2 separate regions of the Homo sapiens genome follow, and region 1 is linked to region 2. Evidence: read pairs that join two places in POLR2A ChIA-PET (ENCODE). Cell type or tissue: HepG2. All regions are shown on one strand. Links, peaks and the distances in the headings refer to the core of each region. The heading gives the core; the rest is flanking DNA. Region 1 has its middle 14 kb from the start of UGP2. Region 2 has its middle 100 kb from the start of UGP2.

Evidence for each region. Peaks named below come from ENCODE experiments on the same cell type or tissue, not always from the same donor. Only the 100,000 strongest peaks of a DNase experiment are listed, where the experiment ranks them.
Region 1: POLR2A ChIA-PET joins it to region 2 with 5 read pairs; 3 of 35 experiments call an interaction of 5 or more read pairs at or near these places.

What each region holds. Positions count from the first base shown.
Region 1 is chr2:63,825,645-63,831,037 of GRCh38, forward strand. It overlaps a transcript of WDPCP not described here. Among named protein-coding and RNA genes, the nearest start is that of UGP2, 14 kb to the right of the region's middle. In HepG2, for the core only: no CTCF peak of the experiment used is centred there; a DNase peak (open chromatin) is centred at 2,347.
Region 2 is chr2:63,734,747-63,740,139 of GRCh38, forward strand. It overlaps a transcript of WDPCP not described here. Among named protein-coding and RNA genes, the nearest start is that of UGP2, 100 kb to the right of the region's middle. In HepG2, for the core only: no CTCF peak of the experiment used is centred there; DNase peaks (open chromatin) are centred at 715 and 2,525; H3K4me3 peaks cover 406 bases.

The DNA of each region.
Region 1 (5,393 bases), core at 132-5,131, 91 kb after region 2:
TCATCATCACCCAGGAATTGAGGTTGATGGAGACTCCATCTCAAAAGTGAACTTTAATCATGTGACAGGGGAAAGGAAACAGAGAATTGTGCACTGACACTTGTTCTTAAAATGTCTGCCCCATAATGATACCTATTACTGCTGCTCACATTTCACTGGCCAAAGCAAGGCACATGGCTACAACTAACTCCAAAGAAGACAAGGAAGAGCAATCTTACCAAATATCCAGGAGGAGAATTGGAATATTTGTGAACAGTCCTTATGATTTCCTTATCTACATCTTTGTGTGCTCACTTAAACTTCTTGTAAATGTGGATTAAATGGAAAGTTACAGTCCTGCATTATCTTTTTTTAAAAAAATTAAAACACATCAACAAATATTTCCTGACACAAAATTATAAAAATGAGCAAAAAGCCAACATACACATGTATCTTGCTCAATTCAATGCCATTAAAAGTTCAGATGCATCAGTTTGCCAAATTCTCTGTTGAGGAAAAATAGTCACTTACGTACCAAAAATAACACATTAACAAGTATGGTGTCTTACTTCTTATAATAGGATACAGGATACTGTATCCTATTTTTTCTTTTTTGCCTACTAGGAGAGTTTTTGCTTTGCTTAATTTAATACATATCCTCAGAATCAGGGTTCAAGAGTACTGTGAAAAGGCCACTCTGCCTCGCTAGTGGGTAATATTTGGCAATATATATTAAAAGGCTCTTATCTTCTGACTTAGCACAATTCTCAGTATTCATTATGGTGACATCTTGTCACCAGAATACTGTGTCCTATTATAGGTATTTTAAGCAGTCCTTGTTAACTTTTAGTTCTTTTTTCTCTTTTATATTTATGAAAATTAATTCCACTAACAGACACACTAGTGGTGTAACTTTGAAATAAAATTTTTAAAAAGTCTGCTACTTCTTTCTTAGGCTTCTAAGTTAGTTTAATTGAGAAGTATCCTGAAGTTATCATTTGGAAATACTTACCTTACTCTTGCATAACCAAAATAGAGAAATAAATTAAATGATAATGCAGATAAGAGTGGAACTGTCATCCATAACTCCTGATTTTAAATATTTTGCATGTTCACCAAATAGCATCCCTCTTCTACTCTTTAAAAAATAAATGCTATACAGTTAAACTTAAAAAATAAATCCGTACTAACAAATATATCATTTTTCTAACTTTGAAGTTCTAATTTTGAAGTTCTCTGTAAGATTTAATTTGGAAAAATGGTCCAAAGCTAAAATTAATTTTGAGAACTACTTCTATAGACCATTGTCTTTGTCACAAATCCATTTGGTATTTATTTGACTTTTAGGTCTCCCATCTTTTGAAAAATCTTCTAAAAATGCAAATGTAATCTCTTGTGTCTCAAGACTTTCAGACTTCCTTGAATCTTTCTTCCTTGTAAGTCATCCTAGAAAGACTCCCTAGTGAACAAAATGTGCAAATTTTAAAAGCAGCTTATACTGCATATTTGTTAAAATTCCTTCAATAAACCCAAAAAAATGAGGCAAGAGTTTATTTTCTATTATACAATCCCCTGTTACCCCTGTTACTTGGCTAACAAAATTAAGCCCTCCTTCTGACCCTGTGTCATTGTATTCTTCTCAATCCTTCAGCTTTGTTTTATTAAACAAAATATGCTCAATATTTTTCTTGTTTCTTTTCTCTTTGTTTTTCTTAGAATTCTCAAAAGATGTAATATTACTATGATTCAAATAGTTCAATCAAACCAGTGCACAGGTTTTATGGTCTCCTATACATGTTGATTGCATATTGGCCTTATTAGTCACAGCCATCTTTATAGCCAGCAACATTTTAAGAAATTCACTGATCATGGATTCTATAATAATTTATTTAAGAAAGTGAGCTGAGTCTACCATCTCTAACATGATCATTTCATTTGCATAAGACAGACAATCCAACTTAAAATGGCCTAAACGAATAAAAAAAATTATTGGCTTACATAATTTAAAAGTCCATGGATAGCCTGCAGAGGCGGATCTCAGTTAAACGGTTCAAACCTTGTAATCAAAACTCTGTCTCTTCATTCTCCACTACGCTGGCTTCATTTTCAGGCTTCATGGAATTCCTAACAAGAGGGATCTTAACATGTCTAGGTAACATCACTAAGCAGCAAGGTGAGGAATCTCTAGGTCAATAGCTCTGAAGGGCAGCAGCTGTTTGTGGTCTTTTATAGCCACAGAGTTTGTCTTATCTATGGCCAGAAGATGTTGGGTGCAGTTTCATGGGGGTATGCCAAGCAGGTATGACCTAATGGCTAAAATATGCTCATTTGAGCTATATTTAAAGCAACTAGACATGCAAGAATTTGAGTCTGGCACTGACAGGCTTTGATCTACTGGTCCTAGCCTGCTGCAAAGAAGTAAACATTGGGCTAATACACAGGGGCCATCTTTAACCCATTTATGTAACAATTGAGAAATCTGTCTTTTCTCCCTGGATGTTTTTTAGATCTCTTCTTTATCTTTATTTAGGTGTGGATTTACTTTTTTTTTTTTTCATTCTTCTTGCCACTGTGTCTCCTGAATTTCCCCAGAATGCTCCCAACTCAAAGTTTTTGCATGTCCTAGCACTGCAGCTTGAAAGCATTTCTTCCAGATATATTTTTGGCTTGCTTTCCCAACTGGCTCAAACCTCTGCTCCAACTATTTCCTCAGAGAGGGCTTCCCTGAACCCAACTTCTTCAAACTTTCTATCCCTTACCCTGCTTTTTAAATAAAACTTAGTACTACTTGATATTATATGAAATATTTGTTCATCATTCTCCTTCCCCCAAGAATATATATCTATGTGGGGAGAGACCGTTTTACTCATTGCTATATACTTAGTACCTAGAACGGTGCCTAAGGCTCAAACATTTGTTGACTTAATGAAAAAATAACCTCTCCTCTATGCTTCATTTTCTCCTTTTTAGGCAGATGAGGTTTTCTGTGTAACTATGCAGATGGCCCAAATATTTTCACTGTCAGATGGAACACTACTACATACAATCATCAAGGTTGTATTCAAGATCATCCTTAGCATTGGTTTTCTTTGTGACAATGATACCTAAGATTTTTTATTTCTTTTGCTTTGTCTTCTTCCTATTCAATCCATTGCCTGGATTCTAATGTTTTAAACTCTTGCCCCTGCCCTAGCCTTCCCTCTTGTGAGCCTTAAATAATCTTTAAAAATTATTAAGTTTAACTTTTTCTATTTTGCTAAGCAATGGTAAGATTGACTATCATTTTTTTACTCAAGAAAATTGCTTAATATTTGCTTTTGTTAGAAAATATGTATATCACTTTGTGTTATAAAAGCTTATAAATTTGTATTTTTATGTATTAAAACAGAAACATTTAAAATTATTATGATAAAAGTAATACACGAGTTTAAAAACTCAAACATTATAGATGAGCAGAAAAATAAAACATAAAAATGCAGCCAAACAACTGTCTTACAATCCAATTCTACTTCCTACAGTACTTTATTGACCAAAACTCAAGTAGGAAATACATTTTACAGGTATGCAGAAAGCTGAAAAACATTTCACACGTTTTACTCATCTTTACTGTCTTTACTAGTGCAATGCAACCTGATATTTCTTTTTCCTTCTTGTCTCCTAATGTAGGTGGCAACCTACTAAATTGATTTCATTGCCACAGCTTGAAAACACTGCCCAAAAGGTGCCAACATCAAACTGTTTTTAGCTCTTCTGATAGTTACTCCATAATTTAAAATAATACGCACGCACTGCACTGCCACTGTTTGGTTCAACTCCTTGCTTTTTTAACAAATTGACTCTACATTTTGAGAATGAACAATGAGAATTTAGCTCAGTTCCAGTACTCTCCATTTTTCTTCCCTTAGTCTTCTCTTTGCAATTTTTAAAATTATATTATATTACATTCTATTTGCTACTTTATTCCTTTAAAGAATACTTAAACCTATTTCTTGATGTACTTAATTTAGAAAGTGTCTCCTGACTTTTCCATTGTGTAAGATTAAAAAATTTTATCCTTTCGCTTCCTTCCATTTCCCAAGTACCATGGGTTACACCAGTACTTTTACATTGTTGATATTTGTATTATTTGCTCTGTTAGAATAATCGTCTTGTGCATTTTGTCTTAAATTTTGTCTTTTATTTTGAAAATTAAAGATTTTTTCAGTATTACAATTTTGTACATCTTATTCACTGCAGAATCAAGTGGTATGAATGGACGTGTGGGAAGAGAAATGTAAGCCGTGTTATTAAATCTACACCTATTGAAGGAGAATGTTCTAGGTGTCAATGTCAAATGGATTTTCTTTTCTTATTATGTCCACTGATTACTCATAATAATGACACATTTTAGTTCATTTCGTCTTTGAGCCATGGCTTATACAATTTTTTTGCCTTTACTAAAGATTCTATTTCTTCTGTCTTGATGACAAGAGAAGCATCATCAGCCTATCATAAATATGTTTAAGGTTTTTAATAATGATATTTCATAAAGTAAATTTACTTTTTTCTTAAAGCCATTCTCTGAAATTTTCCAGCTTCTTGTCCTATTATTATTAATTATCTTGATGGCCTAAATATTTGTGGTCCTGAAATACCTTTTTATTGCACACCTTCAACAGATCTTTACTGGAACCTCATTACTGAGATCTCATTACTGGGATCTCATGTTCTCTCTTCAGTTCTCTTCTTATTTTGCTAGAACATTTCTTAAGCAATTTTTTCCCCTGAAATGGGTAAAAAGTCAAAAAAAGGTGAGAATATCTTTAATTTATCCTCATCCCTAAATGTTTTGTTTGTCTGTAGAATTCTAGGTTAGAATAATTTTCTCTCGGAACTATAAAGATATTGCTGTTTGAATAATCTAATAATAGTCATCTAATAATCAATGGTGCTAATAAATGACAAAATTCAATCTACTTTAATCTTCCTATCACTCTACTGCTCTTATAAGGGTAACTGACTTTTGTTTGGCTGACTCTCTTTTCTCTCCACAGTTAACTGAATTCTCATAACTGGCCATATCTGATACTCTCCTCTCTGGGCTCTATAGCACACGTTATCCTGGTTTTCTTAAATAATTGGCTATTCTTCCTTATTCTCTCTCAGTTTTCCTTTTTCTATGTGACCTCTAAATGATGGAGTTTATACCCACTTTTCTATTCTGTGTCTTCTCCCTATATGCTCTTATCCATTCTCATGGTTTAAAAAACTATATGTTGACAATTCCTAAATTTATACCAGCAGGCTAGATTTTTTTTCTGAGGTTCCGACTCACATCTTTAAATATCTTCTTGACCTCTGTCTTGTCTGTCTCCTACGAATTTCAAACTTAAAATGACCAAAATGGATCTCTATCTCTAAATCTGGATCTCCTT
Region 2 (5,393 bases), core at 248-5,247:
TGCTAAACCTGCAGTTTAAGTTATTGCACCTTTTTATTTTTTTTCTTAGTTTTCCTCACTGAAACCAAACATAGGCTGAGAAATTTTAAGTTGCAGAAGGATAGATAGATGGAGATAGATAGATAGACAGACAGACAGACAGACAGACAGACAGACAGACAGATAGATAGATGATAGACAGATGAAGAAATTTCCCACTTAAAAAATATGCCCTGTGAGTGGTTCTAATTTAGTTGAAGGAGTTTGGGTAAGTTCAGATTTCCATGGTAACTCTGATATCATTTATTCATTAAGCAAACATTTATAGAAGAATTACTTACTATGTGCCAGGTATCTTGAGGGCTACAAATACAGAACAATATTGCTTCTGACCTCATGAAAATGAGTATCTAGTGAGGAAAGTAAGATATGAATACAAATATCTATAATATAGAGTGGAAGTGATAGCTCCTATGATAGAGATGCAGATAAATTGTTACAGGAGTTCAGAAAAATTATAGGTCCCTTGCAGTTAAGAGAGACCAAGAAAAGCTGGGCAGGCAGAGAAGGTGATATCAGAACCGTGGCCTTAAACTGTAAGGAGAGGTAGAATCTGAACAGGTAGAAAGAGGGAGCAAGAACCGGTGGGACAAAGGGACAAAATCAGAGCATTTCTGGGCATGTGAAGGAAGAACAGGAAGCTCAGAAGACTGTGGGACAAGGAGCAATGCGCCACAGGATGGGAAACAGGGTTGAGTCAGACAGTGCAAGGTCTTGGATGCCATGAGAAAGAGTTCATATTTTATATTGTAGCCAACAGAGAGCTATTAAGGTTTTTGAGCAGGGAAGTAATAGGGAAGAGCTGTATGTGGGAAAGATTAACTTGTAATCCAAGTATAAAATCATGTAAAAAGGGTCGGAGGAAGGGGCCCAAAGTGGGAAAACCAGTTAGGAGTCTATTACCATGGTCCAAAAGAGAGAGACACCGTCAGACTAGAGGCATGGAAGAAAGAAATATTATGAAATCAGAATCGAATAAATGTTTCATATTCTTGTTGTTAATTGTGTTCCAGAAAGCTAAATTCTATTAAGTTAATATAGAAACAAGCTTTGACTGACTGGTGACAATATCAGGCACCTGTACCCAAAGATACACAGAAAATAACCCTAGCTCTCTGTTAAAAAAGAAACTTATAATACCAATGGTTTTCGAGAGTCCTTTCCAGTTAAATTTTTCTTTTTGAAATACTTAATCCATCATTAAGATTCTCCAGGGAGAGTTCTCATAATCCAGAGGTTAAGGATTGCAGAATTCTAGACACTGAAGTCTAGGCCAGTTTCCCCACCTCCAATTTTACTGACAGTGAAACTGAACACCATAGAGGAAATGACTTCTCCAGGAAAACATTGCTGGTTAGAATGCAAATCTCCTGATCTCTGACCCTCATCTCATTAATGCATATTCTGCTGTGGATATTCTATGTTGGCTAGAACTGAAGTATCAAAATAAAGTGACTCTTTTAGTTCACATGGGCTTAAAAAATTGGTTTCAAATAAATAGCAAACAAAAAATATGACTCCATCAGAAAATTGGAAACCTGCAAGGTATTGCTGTCTGGATGAAATACTGATGTACCACATGCCTTACTTATCAGGTATCATAAAACACTGGCTTAAATGCAATGTAGCAACCACTTAACTCTGTGGAAAACTCTGATTACTTAGGGGAATTCCTTAGGTCTTACAGAGAACTTGTGGTCTCCAAAATATAATACCAAACTTTTTTTTATTGAGAACACCAAATATGTTTTTAATAGAATTCAATTTAGGATTTCAGGAAGTAACTGAAAATCTGCAGCCTATAGGCATTGCAGAAATGAAGGAAAAGGGCATCAGTCTCTCAAAATTCTGGCAGGAAAGGAGTGGCTATCTCCAAAGTTATTTTTCCTCTGGAATAAGCTGCTTGCTGGTGCCAAAGAACAGCTCATCAGCAATGTTGTTTGATTTTGTAGGGATGTTTTGAAAGAGAAAAAAAAATTAGGAATGAATGCTGTGATTTTTTAAACCTCATATCCCAAAACCTATAATAATTTTGCTGCTTTTTATTTTTAAAAAACAAAACCAAATGTTTGAGATTTGATTTTGAGTCCACCATGTTCACTGCAGGCATATTATGTCAATCTTATTACAAGATGCAGCATGTAATTTCTTTAAATGCTGCCAAAGACAAAGAAAAAAAAAACCATATATTACCTTATAGACTCAAACGACAGCACAAAAACAAGCTATAAACTACCATTTCTCTACCTCTCCTGGAGGGCTCTCATCCTCCAAAAATGTACAGGGATGTCTCATGTGTACTCCCAAAACAGTTCTCTTGGCTGCCATGTGGTTCACAATTCTCCATGCCTGATATAAGCAGCTGCTGGCAATCCTTCAAGCCATGTCCCACTGCCCACCAAAAGCACTACCACCACTGTTGCAGTTGCTGATGTGTGCAAGCAGGCCTCCAAGGCTCAAAGCTCAACTTCAAGGGCATCAAAGATATTGATAGTCCTGGAGCCAAGGCTGCTGCTGCTGGCACCAATATTCATGACACAAACAAGCTGCACTCTCCATGTCCTAAGAAGATTAGCAAACACCAACTCCTTTAGTTTCTACTAGGTCTTATATTACAGACACTTTGGGGTCACAGAACTCAGAGACAGATGAGGTAGATGTTCAATAGCTATTTGTTGAAAGAATGAATTAGTCCTCCTTGCTGGGCTAGAAGCAACCTGAGTGGCAGACATCATGTGTACTCAGACATGTTCAACCTCATCTGCTGTCTTAATACAACCTCTGTACTTTGGTTCTTCCTTCCACTGGGATGAGTTCTTTCCTGGAGGCTACTTGAGTTGTCTTATAAGTAGAATTCCAGAAGGCCCATCCCACTAGATACCAGGCATGTCCAGATATGCCTGAATACTGGGGAAGATAAAACTTAGGCTCAACCTTTACCACATACTATCTTTCTTCATCTTAAAAAAGGAAATACAGAACTGACATAATTATACAAATAATTCAAGTTTTTGTTTTTCATTTGAATCTCATTGGGAGTTACAAATTGGCAGCCTGTAGGCTGAATCTGGCCAGATGATTTTTTTTTAAGCACACATGATTTTAAAAAATTTTGTTTGAGTTAGTATACATCTAGATCAGTGGTTCTCATACTTGAATGTGCATCAGAATCAAGCTTGTTACAACTCCAGGGCTTGTTAAAACTTAGATTGCTGGGCCCCACCCCCAGCATTTCTAATTCCATGGCTCTGGGTTGGGGGCCAGATAACTTGAATGTCTACCTAGTTCCTAATGTAGCTGGTCTGGAGACATATTCTGACAACCAGTGCTTAGGTGCTCTGTAGTTTTCCCACACCCCTCACCAGTCCCCATTGCATTTCATCTGACCCGTTTTATTCATTTCTATTACTAACTGCTTGGCCTGTGAGTCTGAAAATTCTGTGAGTCTCAATATTTCAGGTGAAATCCCTTTTACAGCATGACTCATGGAGATGATTGTATAATATTATCCACTTTATTTCACTTGTAATACGTGGTTTATCTATGGCCTCACAACAGAATGTTCAGCAAATACTCAGGTTCTTATTTTTTTTATCAGGGCTACTATTGACATTTGCTTGTTCAGGGGACCACCCCCACTCCTTCTCCTGTGCACATAGATCTGCTTGATATCAGCCCAATCCAGAAGTGGAAAATGAGAAAGGCCAGAATGCTTATGACAAATGAGAAAGCAATTTCATTTTTGTCTGTTTGATCATGTCACTTTTAGAATTAAATGGTGATTTTTCAAGCATATCTGTATTTGAAATTTTAATCTATACCTTGGTCAAAGACCAAACATTGCCTGAAAACCAAATACTGATTATATTCATAGCTATAGGCATAGTAATATGTGAGGATAATTTAAATCTGTCATAAAGGATAAATGTTTATGTTTTTTAAACTTTTTATTGAAGTATTACCAGATAAACAGAATAGTATATACATCATAAATGTACAGATCATTGAATTTTCACAACTGAACACACTCATGTAACTACCACCTAGAGCAAGAAAGAGATCATTACCAGCTCCCCAAAATCCCCCCGACAACCCTTTCAAATATTAACTCCCAAGGTTACTACTATGCTGACTTCTAACAGCATAGATTAGCTTTGCCTATTTTTGTAATTTGTACAAATGAACTTATACAATATGTACTCTATGTGTCTGGCTTTTTTTGATCAACATTATGTTTATTAACATTGTTTTTTAACTTTTATTTTAGGTTTGGGGGTACTTGTGAAGGTTTGTTATATAGGTAAATACATTTCACAGGGGTTGTTGTACATATTATTTTATCACCCCAGTATTAAGTCCAGTACCCAATAGCTATATTTTCTGCTCCTTTCCTTCCTCCCACCTCAAGTAGACCCCAGTGTCTGTTGTTTCCTTCTTTGCATTGATAAGTTCTTATCATTTACCTCCCACTTATAAGTAAGAACATGTGGTATTTAGTTTTCTGTTCCTGCGTTAGTTTGCTGAGGATAACAGCCTCCAGCTCCATCCATGTTTCCACAAAACACATGATCTCATCCTTTTTTATGGCTGCATGGTATTCCATGGTGTATATGTACCACATTTTCTTTATCCAATCCTAATTCTTTATCCAATTAGGTTGATTCCATGTCTTTGCTACTGTGAATAGTGCTACAATGAACATTCGGATGCATATATCTTCATGGTAGAATGGTTTGTATTTCTCTGGGTATGTACCCAGTAATGGGATTGCTGGGTTGAATGGTAGTTCTGCTTTTAGCTCTTTGAGGAATCACCACACTGCTTTTGTGGATAGCAGCAATCAAACTTTTGTGGAAAGCAGTGTGGTGATTCCTCAAAGAGGAATGGTTGAACTAATTTACACTTCTACCAACAGTGTATGTGTTCCCTTTTCTTGACAACCTTGCCAGTATCTGTTATTTTTTTACTTTTATTAATAATAGCCATTCTGACTGGTGTGAAATGGTATCCCACTCTGGTTTTGATTTGCACTTCTCTAATGATCAGTGATATTGAGCTTTTTTTTCATATGCTTGTTGGCCACATGTATACCTTCTTTAGAGAAGTGTCTATTCATGTCCTTTGTCCACTATTTAATGGGTTTTTGTTTTTCTCTTGTAAATTTAACATGGTTAATAAACATTAACATCACTAATGAACATTATGTTCATTAACATTGTTATATATAATCATAATTTGTTCACTGTCATTGCTGTATAGTATTCCATTATGTGATTACACTACAATTTAGTCATTCTACTATTGATGAGCATTTGGATTATTTACATTTTGATGGGGCTAGAAAAAGTGCTGCT